Linked DNA regions of Homo sapiens: region 1 is linked to region 2. The links are chromatin contacts, found by Hi-C in ENCODE. All regions are on one chromosome and are shown on one strand. Each heading gives the region's core, a stretch centred on a gene start or an enhancer-like site at or near the end of the contact. The rest is flanking DNA. Distances are from core to core; before and after follow the strand shown. Region 1 overlaps ADTRP (androgen dependent TFPI regulating protein). Region 2 holds the start of LY86 (lymphocyte antigen 86).

Region 1 (5,740 bases), core at 968-3,467, 5.1 Mb before region 2:
ATCTTAAAGAAAGCACTTGCTCAATAAATCTACCCCCAGACTCCAGTGCTCTATATTGTTCTTCAGCCTCTGAAGCCTTTACATTTTAACAAAGGGAATTTCAGAGAACGAGGCTTAAGCTTGGGTCCTACTGATAGTTGATGTCTGGAGCACTCTGTTGAAAAGGATTCTGAGGCATTACCAAGAAAAAGTTGTGTGATTATTTGGCAATGACTTTCAATAGCATGACAATGGACAGTGGTAAGATATATGCTATGTGTTTGCCATATCTGGCTTAATACAAAGGAATATATCCCTAAAGACAGAGTATCTGGGACCTGGATTGGGGTAAGAGTATAGACACATAAAGATTTTGTTGTTGTTGTTCTTGCATGTGTTGAAGAGAAGCAAAGTGGAATCTAGCTGATTATACACATGAATTTGTATGCTGTATTTTTTTTGGTGGTCTTTAACTTACTCTTTTATTGCCAAGTGTAAATCTGGTAGTTCATATATATGTTATTACCTTTTACTTACTAATGTCTTCTACCTAAGGACTTGTAAGTTGATTTTCAGTTCACATATCTGACCCTTGTTTTTCTTTTCCTTTTTGGGGATGAAGAAGATGAAAAGCACCTAAGGCCACTGCTGTTATTGGGGAAAATTGTAGTGGCTATAAAAATGAGTAGTAGAGGCCAGGAGGTTGGTTTGTCAGTACCTGGGCGGGTGTCCCCATGATGCAGGTAATTAGGATGTTGGAGAAAGAAATGCCACAGGATGGGAGCCAGGTACAAGTGCATCGTTATCCATTCAGTGGTTCACCAGCGCCAGGCACTGTGCTAAAATATGGAGGATACAGTGAAGTTCAGGAAACCTGCTACCTTTAGAGGCTGTCCGGGAAAGAGGAGCATAACAGACAGTGGGAGACAGGGTGATAGGACTGTAATAGGCATAAGCCCAGGATGCTATGGGCACACAGAGAGATGTGCAGGACTGGCTTCTTAAAGGGAAGCACTGTCTAAGCTGAGGCCCAAGGAATGAATAAGAATAGGTCAAAAGAGACATGGAAAAGACCTTCAGGCAGAAAAAACAGCATCTGCAAAGGGCTGGAGGAGCTGAGGGTATGGCTGAATTGGAGGACAGGGTAAAGCCAGGTCGTAAATCCACATTAGTGCGTTTGGACTTTTAAACCAAGTGCTTTTCTGTAGAAAAGTGTTATAATCAGAGGAATGAAATGATGTGGTTTATGTAAGAAAGCTGATTAGAAAGATGATTCTGGCTGAAGTGTGGACATTAGACTGAAGAGGAACAAGACAGGTAGACCAGTTGGTGGCATTGCTGGTAACTCAGGGGAGTTGATGTTAGCCAACTGATGATAACATCAGTCAATCCACAAATAAAATCAGAGAGTGTGAACAATGGGAGGTGACTTAGAGATGACTTAGCATTGGAAAACTAAATCTCCAGTAGGGTAGATGACATGCCCATGGTCATATGGCAGAGGTGGGGTAGAGATGCAAAGCTGGTACTTGAGCCAACTAAAACTGAGGTCTCCTCTCTCCAAATCCAGTTGTCTTTCCACTGTGTTTACATGGCCAGGTATTTGTTCAATTCCCAGTGTGTGCAAAACCATTCAGCTAAATGCTGGATGGATGGGCATGCACAAAGCTTGACCTAGCTCTGCACTTTGAAATCTTTCACGTGTTGTTCCCAGCTCTATGTGCTTGGATTAGACATTAAAGTACTGGTAATGAAGGGAGTGGAGGGAAGGGATGGAGACCTGTCACCAGCAGGAACGTGACTGGGTGAGCCCCAGTGCCCAGTGGGGAGCTGAGGTGGTTTGGGATTTCGTCCTTCATGAAAAATGCTAAGTTGGTATTTGGTCCACTAAGCCCCATTTTTGCTAGAACAAATCAAATATAGACACTTAAAGGAGGGTGTTTGATGTGATCCTGTTGATGGAAGCATCTCTATTTCTGCTCACGCCCTGGTTAGAGGAGCTCAGACTCTTTGGTGCCTGCCAACCCCACCCTTACGCAGTTTCCAGGGCCCCTGGCTCCTCACAGCCACAGATGGCCATGAAGTTCTACAAACTGCAGACACCCATGGAGACGTTTTAGGGAAGTGGCTATGGGCCCACTGTCAGATGTGCCAGTTTGGACAGTCAAATGGGGAAATGGCATAACACGAATGAGGTAAAGAGCATGGGCTCGGGCCAGAGGGAGCGTGAGAAACGAACATGAGTCAGGAAAACGGCACTGAAGCTGAGCTGGAGAAGCATTTCACCGCCGAAACCATGTTCAAATGACCTAAAAATAGTTCCTGAGACCGTGGGGACCGCCTTACATGTGGTGGTTGCTTTTAGTTATTTTTCAGATTGCAAAATTGAAGAGCTCTCCCCTAAGTGGGAAAATAAAGCTTTGCAAAATAGTAATGACTGCAAAGCTTTCATTTCCTTTGGAAAGCATTAGTCACCTTTAAATATGGTAGCTCACTTATTTCTCCCTTCTCTCCTACCCCAAAACACCTCACCTAGTTCTCCCTGAGGCAGTGGTGAGGAGCAAAAAAATAGAAATGTTCCTTCTGCTGGTTTTTATTCTTTCTTTTATTGAATAAATATTTTCCCTAACACATGGTTGGTCCTGCCCAGAAAAGCAATGTTATATCAGGCCAAGCTTCAGCCTGCAGGGGGTTTATCCTTAATAAGTGGAGATGACCCATGCATACAAATTATAAGTGCAGAAGATGGAAAGTGGTAAAACCTCATAAAAAAAACACAAGGAGCCACAGAAAAGGAAGAGTTTGCATCCAGCTGAGCGGTGTGGGAAGGGCACTGTGGAAGGCATGCATTGGATCTGAGCCCTGAAGGACCGGCAGGATTGGAGCTAGAAAAAATGAGAGAAGGTAAACAAAAGGAGCACAGTCCCAAGGCCAGGAGAGTGCAGAAAGCGTGAGAGCAAGGGTCAGTAATTCTCTTTGCTGGACCTGTTTGTGAAAGAGACTAATGAGAAATATCCCTGGAACTACCCACTCATGAAGGCTTGCAGATGGCAGACTAGAGGATGTTGGACATAGTATAGAAAATGGGAGCATTTGTTGTTGCTGTTGTTTGTTTGTTTGTTTGGAGTGGAAGCAAGGGTGAGCAGTATTTGTAACTTGGCCAGCAAATTATGCTTTAAAATGTCATTCTTGACAATAGTGCTTCAAATAAGTTGGAGTGACAAGAGATGGGAAACAAAATAAAATATAAACCAATATAAAAATAAAAACTAGCCAGCACATTATGTACTTTGATCACAATGTCTTAGTTTTTATGTATGGTTATTTCACAGTTCCAGTGATATCCCCAAGCACCCTTCTGCCTTGGAGGTCTTGGTCCAGTTTTCCAAGGAGTTCCAATAATCTGCTGAGTGCTCACACATGCCCCTGTCGTGCACTGCACAACCCATGCTGCACACTGTTCTGAGCATTGTTCTTACACACAGATAGCAAAACTGTAATCCCCACTGGGTCCAACATCCCCACCTGGCACAGTGTTAAGGGTTAGCACACCATGCCCACTGCTGATGCCAACAGTGTCATTTACCCATCAGCCCCCTGTGTTGGTAGAATTAACAATGTTACTCGCCACAGCAACCACCCCAGCTGGCCTGGAGTGCATCATCACACTGCTCTTGGTAGACCAGAAACCTACTGATGCTGCAGGTGTCCCTGCTAGTGTGTAAAGTATTGCATGCCCCGTACAAACACTGCACAGATATGCAGCTGTCACCCAGCCTTGGGGCAGATGTTTGTAAAGTCCCTTCCCCAAAGTAGTTGCTATGAGGCAAGAGAGAGAATTACTTTCTTTTATACTGTGCTCTCCAGGGTAAGATCCCTCAGCAAAGCTTCCTGGGTTCCCAGAAGTAACAGTTCTTTAAATTCATGCCTCATTTACAAATACATGTACACATCTTACCCTGAGAATACATTAAAAACTGCCAAGGGGTGGACTAAGCTGAGTTCCAGGACCAGCCACCTTGCCATTTCCAGAATCAGCAATTCTCTTCTTCTCTTTCTGGTTTTTATTCATTTTTCTATTGAATAAATATTTTCCCTAACACATGGTTGGTCCTGCTCAGAACCAACCATGTTGTGAACTCCCTACCAGAGCCACTGTTACCGTTTCCAAAATATGACCTTCAACTGAGATCATCCAGGTCAACCATAGCTTTATAACCTCAACTCAGCAGGGATTGGAATCTCAGCACCATTTTCCACAGAAGAAATCCTTACCCTACCTGTAAATTCATATATGAAAATTAATTAAAAAGATGCCACACAACACATCCTTGTTGTCAACATGCGGGGTCCAGCCCAGCCAGGATCCAAACTGAAGAGGGATGGAGGTGGAGGACTAGGAGAGGAGAGGGTATCTCATCTCCTGCTCTTCTCATCTTTCCTGTTCAAACCTTAGTTCTTATTCAACCAAAATGCCTGTAACAGAAATCAGAAATAATAACGGCATGAAGAGAGTAAAACTGTAGAATCAGAAATGAGAGACATGCCTGAGACACATTGTTGAAACAACAGAATAGGTTTTATGGATTGATTGACATGTACCACACAAATGAAAAGGAAAAATTAGGATAATTCTAAAAATTTTAAGTTAGTAGACAAGAAAAATGGTGATTCCATTGATAGATGAAAATGAATTGTGAAAGTAATCGTCTTGGGTATAAGTAAAACAGTCAGTTTAATATCCCATATCTAGGTCTCATTTCAAAAATACTCTGGTTTAATTGGTTCAGGATATGCCCTCAGCATTGGAATTTTTAAGGCCCTCAAGTCAATTCTAATTTTGAGACAAGATTGAGAATCACCTGCCTGGAGGAATTTCCATTCAGAAATTCAGACCCTGCAGTCTCAAGAAAGATGGGGCTGAGGAGATGCAGCTAGTTGAACCCTCGTGGAGTGACAAGATTGCTGGAAAGAGAGAGAGGAGAGAGGGAAGATAAGTAAGAAGCAAACACCAGGGAAAGGCCCTCCTCTCAGGGACAGGAGGGGGAAGGAGCAGCAAAGGTAGCAAGGAATTACCAGGTAGTAGAAGGGCAGGAAGTTAGAAAACCATGGGCCCTGAAGGCAGAGAGGCTTCAAACTGGAAGGGGGTGTCTCAGGGAGGGGTTGGGCAACAGCTCTAAATGCCGTGATGAGGTTGCCACCCCAATGACTCTCATCACTGCCGACACCTCAACATCTAGGTAAACTATTTGACTAACACTCTAGCCTTGCAGTTTCTCCTGACTCTTTCTGTTTGATTTATTCTCCTGGGCTGGAAAGACGTGACCTGAGGGTTAACACCGAAAGAAAGAATTATATGCCCAAAGCCCACAAAACTCCGTTATCTGTTTATCTGCCACCCACAGACGTCGGTATTTCTCTACTGATAAGACGCAGAAGTTATGAATTTCTTGACAGCCATTATAATGCTCTAAGATTTAGGATAAGGAGACCCTAAAAGATTAATTTTTGGCTGCCATTTGGTGCCCACCCAGTCCAACTCACAGAGGTTCACGTAGCAGATGGCTCAAGAAAGATGTGAAATTGCTCTTTGAACTGAGGGGCAACGTCATTGGCCTCTTCAAAGTATTAGTAAAGTGAGATTAACCAAAACTTGAAAGGCCACTGGGTACATTTCCAAATTTCCAGAGCCTGTGGTGGTCTTGGTGAGTCAGGCGACTGAGAGCCGTCCATAGCAGTGTCCTACAGAGCCACCCAACAC
Region 2 (5,190 bases), core at 623-3,122:
TTGGGAGCCCTGTATGGGATGAATTGCATCCCCTCAAATTTATGTATTGAAGTCCCAACCCCCAGTACAGTACAGCCCCCTTATCCAAGATTTCACTTTCCAAGGTTTCGGTTACTCTCAGCCAACTGCAGTCCAAAAATATTAAATAGAAAATTCCAGAAATAATTCATTAGTTTGACATTGAGCATCCTCCTGAGTAGCATGATGAAATCTCGTGCTGCCCAGCCCACCAGGAACACGAATTGTCTAGAATATCCATGTTGTCTCTACTACCGGCCTGTCCGTCACTTAGTAGCTGTCTCATTTATTGGGTCCAAAAACCATAGTATATGTAGGGTTCAAAACGATCTATGATTTCAGGCATCCACTGGGAGTCTTGGAACGTATTCCTAGCAGACTGGGGGGGGACTACGGTATCTTAGAATGTGACTGTATGTGGAGATAGGGTCTTTTTTTTTTTTTTTTTTTTTTTTAAGACAGAGTTTCGCTCCTCTTGCCCAGGCTGGAGTACAATGGCACGATCTTGGCTCACTGCAACCTCCACCTCCTGGGTTCAAGCAATTCTGCCTCAGCCTCCCAAGTAGCTGGGATTACAGGCGCGTGCCACCATGCCCAGCTAATTTTATATTTTTAGTAGAAACAGGGTTTTTCCATGTTGGTCAGGCTGGTCTTGAATGCTTGACCTCAAGTGGTTCACCCTCCTCAGCCTCCCAAAGTGCTGGGATTACAGGTGTGAGCCATCATGCCCTGCTGGAGATAGGGTCTTTAAAGAGCTGATTAAGCTAAAGTGAGGCCATGGAGGTGGGCCCTAATCTGATATGATTGTGTACTTATAAGAAGAGGAGATGAGGACACAGATGTACACAGAGGGAAGAGCACATGAGGAGACAGGGAGAAGATGCCACCTAGAAGCAAAGAAGAGAGGTCTCAGGAGAAACCAGCCCAGCTTCCAGAGCTGTGAGGAAATAAATCTGTTATTTAAGTCCCCAGCCTGTGGTGGTTTGTTATGGCAGCCCTAGCTGACTAAGACACAGCCCGATTGGTTGGTTCTGACACTTCTTACCACAGTTCACTGCATTCTCTTCACTGAATTGCAATTATCTGTTGGCGTATTGGGTTGGCCCGCTGGGGTGACAGGCCTGGCATATGCACTTTTATTATCTCTAGCACTGAGAAACCCTGGCATTGATAGCTGCATGCGAAGTGCTTGCTGAATTCATGAGAGCTACTGCTGCAGTGAAAGCTCTGAAAGTGTCCAGAGAGGGACAGGAATCTTCTCTTTGGGCAGAAGTGATCTTTTCACTTCACTTGCAAAGTACATCAGATGGAAAGGTAGCCCAGGTGTACGGTGTTGAGGAAGGGCCTACTGGAAGCTGCTTTTCCTAATTTTCAGCTGGTGAGGTTTGATGATTTGGTAGACTCACTGATCATTTTGTTCTTTTTTGGGTTCTGTGGTGTTAGTAAATGGCTATATTTAGATTCAATTTCTCTTTCTTGTACTCTTTGTTGTTCTGCCATTCTCTTCCGCTCCCAGTCCTGGCCCCACCGCTCCTTCTTCCAAAAGCTCCCAGTGGCCCTCCCAGACCTGCTGCAGGTGGAGAAAGTGTTCAGCTGCTGGTCCCCTCTCCCCTCCCACCCCAACTCCAACTGAGCACTAGCGGCTCACATCTGTGGGCCTTGCTTTCCCCATAAACACACATGGGTGTACTGCAAGGGCTTACCGCAACTCTGGTAGAGCACTTCCAAGCCGCTGTCGCTACAGACCACGTGTGTGGGCCAGGCTTTCCCACCGCCGCCTCCACTGCAGCTGGGAAAAATCAGAGTCCAGAGGAAGAGAGTGGCTGTGAAACCCTTCATGGTGGGGGCCTGTATGGGACACACAGAAAAATAACCGGCCAATAAAAAGCCTGTAAAATTTCTTCCTCTCCCCTCACCAAGGCAGTTGGATGTTCAGTTTCACTTCTCAAATTTTAGACTCGCTGGGAACCACAGTCAGAAGTAAAAGGCTGAGAGCAGAGGCATTTGAATACTGTTCCCCCAGGACCTTGAATCTACAGGTGTGGCTGGTCTGGTCTGGGGTAGGATGCGTGCTGACTTTCTGCTTTCACAGGGAGAGGGTCAGTAGTGATGCGTGAACTTACCTCTTGGGGGCCCCTCAGAACAGCCTCCACCCCCAGGTGAGGCTGTAAACTTGGGAAAGACAAAGCGCAGGCCACCATCTGTTTCCCATCTCCAGCCCCCGAGTCTCTGCAGGCTCTTGATGCAGGCTGTGTATGGACCCAGGGACCTGGCTGCAGCCAGCAGGCAGCAGTTGATAGCACGAGGGCTACAGAATGACATTTGGAATCTGGAATGAGGCTTTGGCCCTATTGTCACTTTCCTCTCCTCTGGCTTTGGCTCTGCTCTTAGGTTTGGGATTTTAGCAGTGAATTGTCCAGCTGCAGAACAGACCTTGTTTTGGGAGCTGCAGATGTGGTCTCTGGAGATGAGGCAGAGGCAATAGCCCTGAGAAGTGAGCCGTGTTCTATTTCTGGGTTTGGCTTGGTAGAAAAAGTAGGAAGGGTGGGGAGGTGGGGCCACCCTTAAGGAGGCTGGTTTGCTGGTTTTGGTGTTAGTGGGATCATTGACATCACATCTCACTTTCTCTTCAAAGCCAAGATTCTGTCTTCCTTCTTCCATGTATCTCTATTCTGCTGCAGGACAGCAAGGTTTCTCAGTCTTGATTCCTCAACCCCGCCCCAGCTTCACCTTAATGTAAGAGGACCAGAGTCAGTGCCAAGGTCAGCAGATTTCAGGAGCAATAGAAAACACTATTTTCCCTGGGAGGAACAGCATTTTTCTGAATGCACTAGGTAAATTTACTATTTCTGCTGATGGCTAAGCAAAAATTAGAGTTAGCTCAAAACTTTTTTTGAAATAGGTGGAACATAATTACCAATAAATTAATTGGTAAATAATTTGGATTTCTTGATAGACATCAGAGAGTGGTCATTTGGAGAAGGAACAGTTGTGGATTGATTATTTTTAGGTACCTCTGCAAATAAGTTCAGTGATGATGGCTTTCAACAGCAGTTCTCAAAGTGCGGCCTGGGAAGATGACAGCCTCAGCTTCCACTGGGGGCTTGTTAGAGATGCAAATTCTGGGCTACTCAAGACCTATTAAATCAGAAACTCTGGGGGGCGGGACTCACCATTCTGGATTTTCACAAGCCCTCCAGGTGTGCCTGATGCAGTCTCAAGTTTGAGAACTGCTGGCTTTTACAGAACATAAAGCGAAGGTTGAGCCCCAAGGGAGTGGTGGGAAGTTGCTCTAAGAAGAGACAAGGTGGCCCCTCTGGCCTGTGTGAGCGGAAGGCAGCTGCGCTGTGAGCAAGATCTCGGGAGATGAGAGTCTGAAGCTTATGGTGAGAGCAGCGGCCCTGGTGGAAGCGTGGTAGCCCCTAGAAGGTCCAGGATGGAACACAGAAGCTTTCCCTTGGGATATGTGAGTGCTCCAGCAGTTGTAAAGAGAGCTCTGAACATATGTGAGTGAGGAGAGCAATTGAGGGTGAGAACTTCCTTCCCTGCAAAGTGCGTCATGATTGACACTGGAGGAGGAGTCCAGGAGTGCAGGGCAGGGAGCAGAAAACCTAGCAGAGAGCTGTGGGCAGCTGTGGCAGGGAAATGGTCTTAGTATGTTCTGGCTGCCATAACAAATACCTTAGACTGGGTGGCTTAAATGACAAGCATTTATTTCTCACCATTTTGGAGGGTGGAGGTCCAAAGTTGGAGATTAAGGTGCTAGAAGATTCAGTGTCTGGTGAGGGGCCTCTGGTTCACAAATGGTGCCTTCTGGCTGTGCCCTCACATGGTGGAAGGGGCGAAGGGTTTCTCTTAGGCCTCTTTTATAAAGGCACTAATCCCATGTATGAGAGCTCCATTCTTATGACCTAATCACCTCCCAAAGGCCTTTCCTCCTAATACCATCACCTTGAGGCTTAGGATTTCAACATATGAGTTTGGGCAGGGCCACAAACATTGGCTTTATTGCAGAAACAGTGTCATCTGAAGACAGGGGTACAGATTCTTGAGAATCAAAAGACCTGGAAATGAAAGGAATCATAATTCAGGGATCGCACTAGCATTTAGAAATATTCCAAATGGACCAATCAGGAACCTTGTGATCATGGTGACCCTAGGACATTGGTCTTCAGGCTAGAGTGGTCTTCAGGGCATCAGCGTCAGCTGGGGGGCTTGTTAACATGCAGATTGCTGGACCCCACCCCAGAGTTTCTGCTCCTGTGTGTCTGGTGAGGCCTGAGAACCTGTGTTTCTAACATGTTCCCAGGTGATGCCAGTGTTGTTGATCTGGGGCCACATTCTGAGGACCTCTGGTTTAGCTTACAGAATTTGATCATTTGCAGAATGTACAATTAAAAAAAATCTTCTTAATAAAATGTTTTGTTTTATGACAGATGGCATTTTATATAACACATATATAACATACCCATATAGGATTAAGAGTAAGCCACATTCTCTAAGGAATTCTACTTACTAGTTCTGCCTACTGAAAATGGGATTTGATTGAAATCATTAGTTATGGCCGTCTAGTTCAGAAATCAACCCATAATGATGTCTGGAGTTCTTTAACTAGAACCTTTATAAAGACAGCCAGAGTGTTCTTTGAGAATGTCCTATTCCCTAATTATAGAATAAAATTAGAATCGGTTTATGGTAGTTATTTAAAATATGGTTATGTCTACGTAATGGTAACCAAACACACACATACTGTCAGGCTTTGATGCTGACTTCTAATCTCTTAGCAGGCTGTAGCTGAAGAAGCTGTGCTCTGGTCTCATTCAGATTTCTTTTCTACTTTTTGGACAATCCTCCTCTTCTTCCATGTCTCACACTGCTCTCCTTCATATATATATATATATAATTTTATTTTATTTTTTTGAGACGAAGTCTCACTCTGTCACCCAGGCTGGAGTGCAGTGGCATGATTTCAGCTCACTGCAACCTCTGCCTCCCGGGTTCAAGTGATTCTCCTGCCTCAGCCTCCCAAGCAGCTGGGATTATAGACGTGTACCACCATGTCCAGCTAATTTTTGTATTTTTAGTAGAGACAGGGTTTTGCCGTGTTGGCCAGGCTAGTCTTGAACTCCTGACCTCAGGTGATTCACCCACCTCAGCCTCCCAAAGTGCTGG

The links. A loop is a pair of places that touch in the nucleus more often than their neighbours do. Pooled maps may share reads with other maps.
Region 1: a loop to region 2 is called in a map with no recorded cell type, with 35 times the contacts of the local background. The contact joins the enhancer-like site here to the promoter of LY86 in region 2. A Hi-C loop is called at or near these places in 2 of 37 single-sample maps with no recorded cell type and 2 of 50 pooled maps.

The regions. Positions count from the first base shown.
Region 1 is chr6:11,728,773-11,734,512 of GRCh38, reverse strand. The region is part of intron 4 of ADTRP (androgen dependent TFPI regulating protein); the gene reads left to right. LOC124901258 (a long non-coding RNA gene) reads right to left here. Exons shown (of 2, transcript XR_007059452.1): 2 at 3,266-4,455. Among named protein-coding and RNA genes, the nearest start is that of ADTRP, 47 kb to the left of the region's middle. RefSeq lists enhancers at 1,756-1,845, 2,126-2,425, 4,810-4,979 and a cis regulatory region at 4,894. Within about 2 kb of position 2,217, at least 17 of the 41 ENCODE cell types and tissues checked have a DNase peak (open chromatin) inside an H3K27ac peak, as active enhancers do.
Region 2 is chr6:6,585,402-6,590,591 of GRCh38, reverse strand. It overlaps LY86 (lymphocyte antigen 86), which reads right to left and starts at 1,872. Exons shown (of 5, transcript NM_004271.4): 1 at 1,722-1,872. The coding sequence starts at 1,857. The region is part of intron 1 of LY86-AS1 (LY86 antisense RNA 1); the gene reads left to right. RefSeq lists enhancers at 3,346-3,475, 3,486-3,575.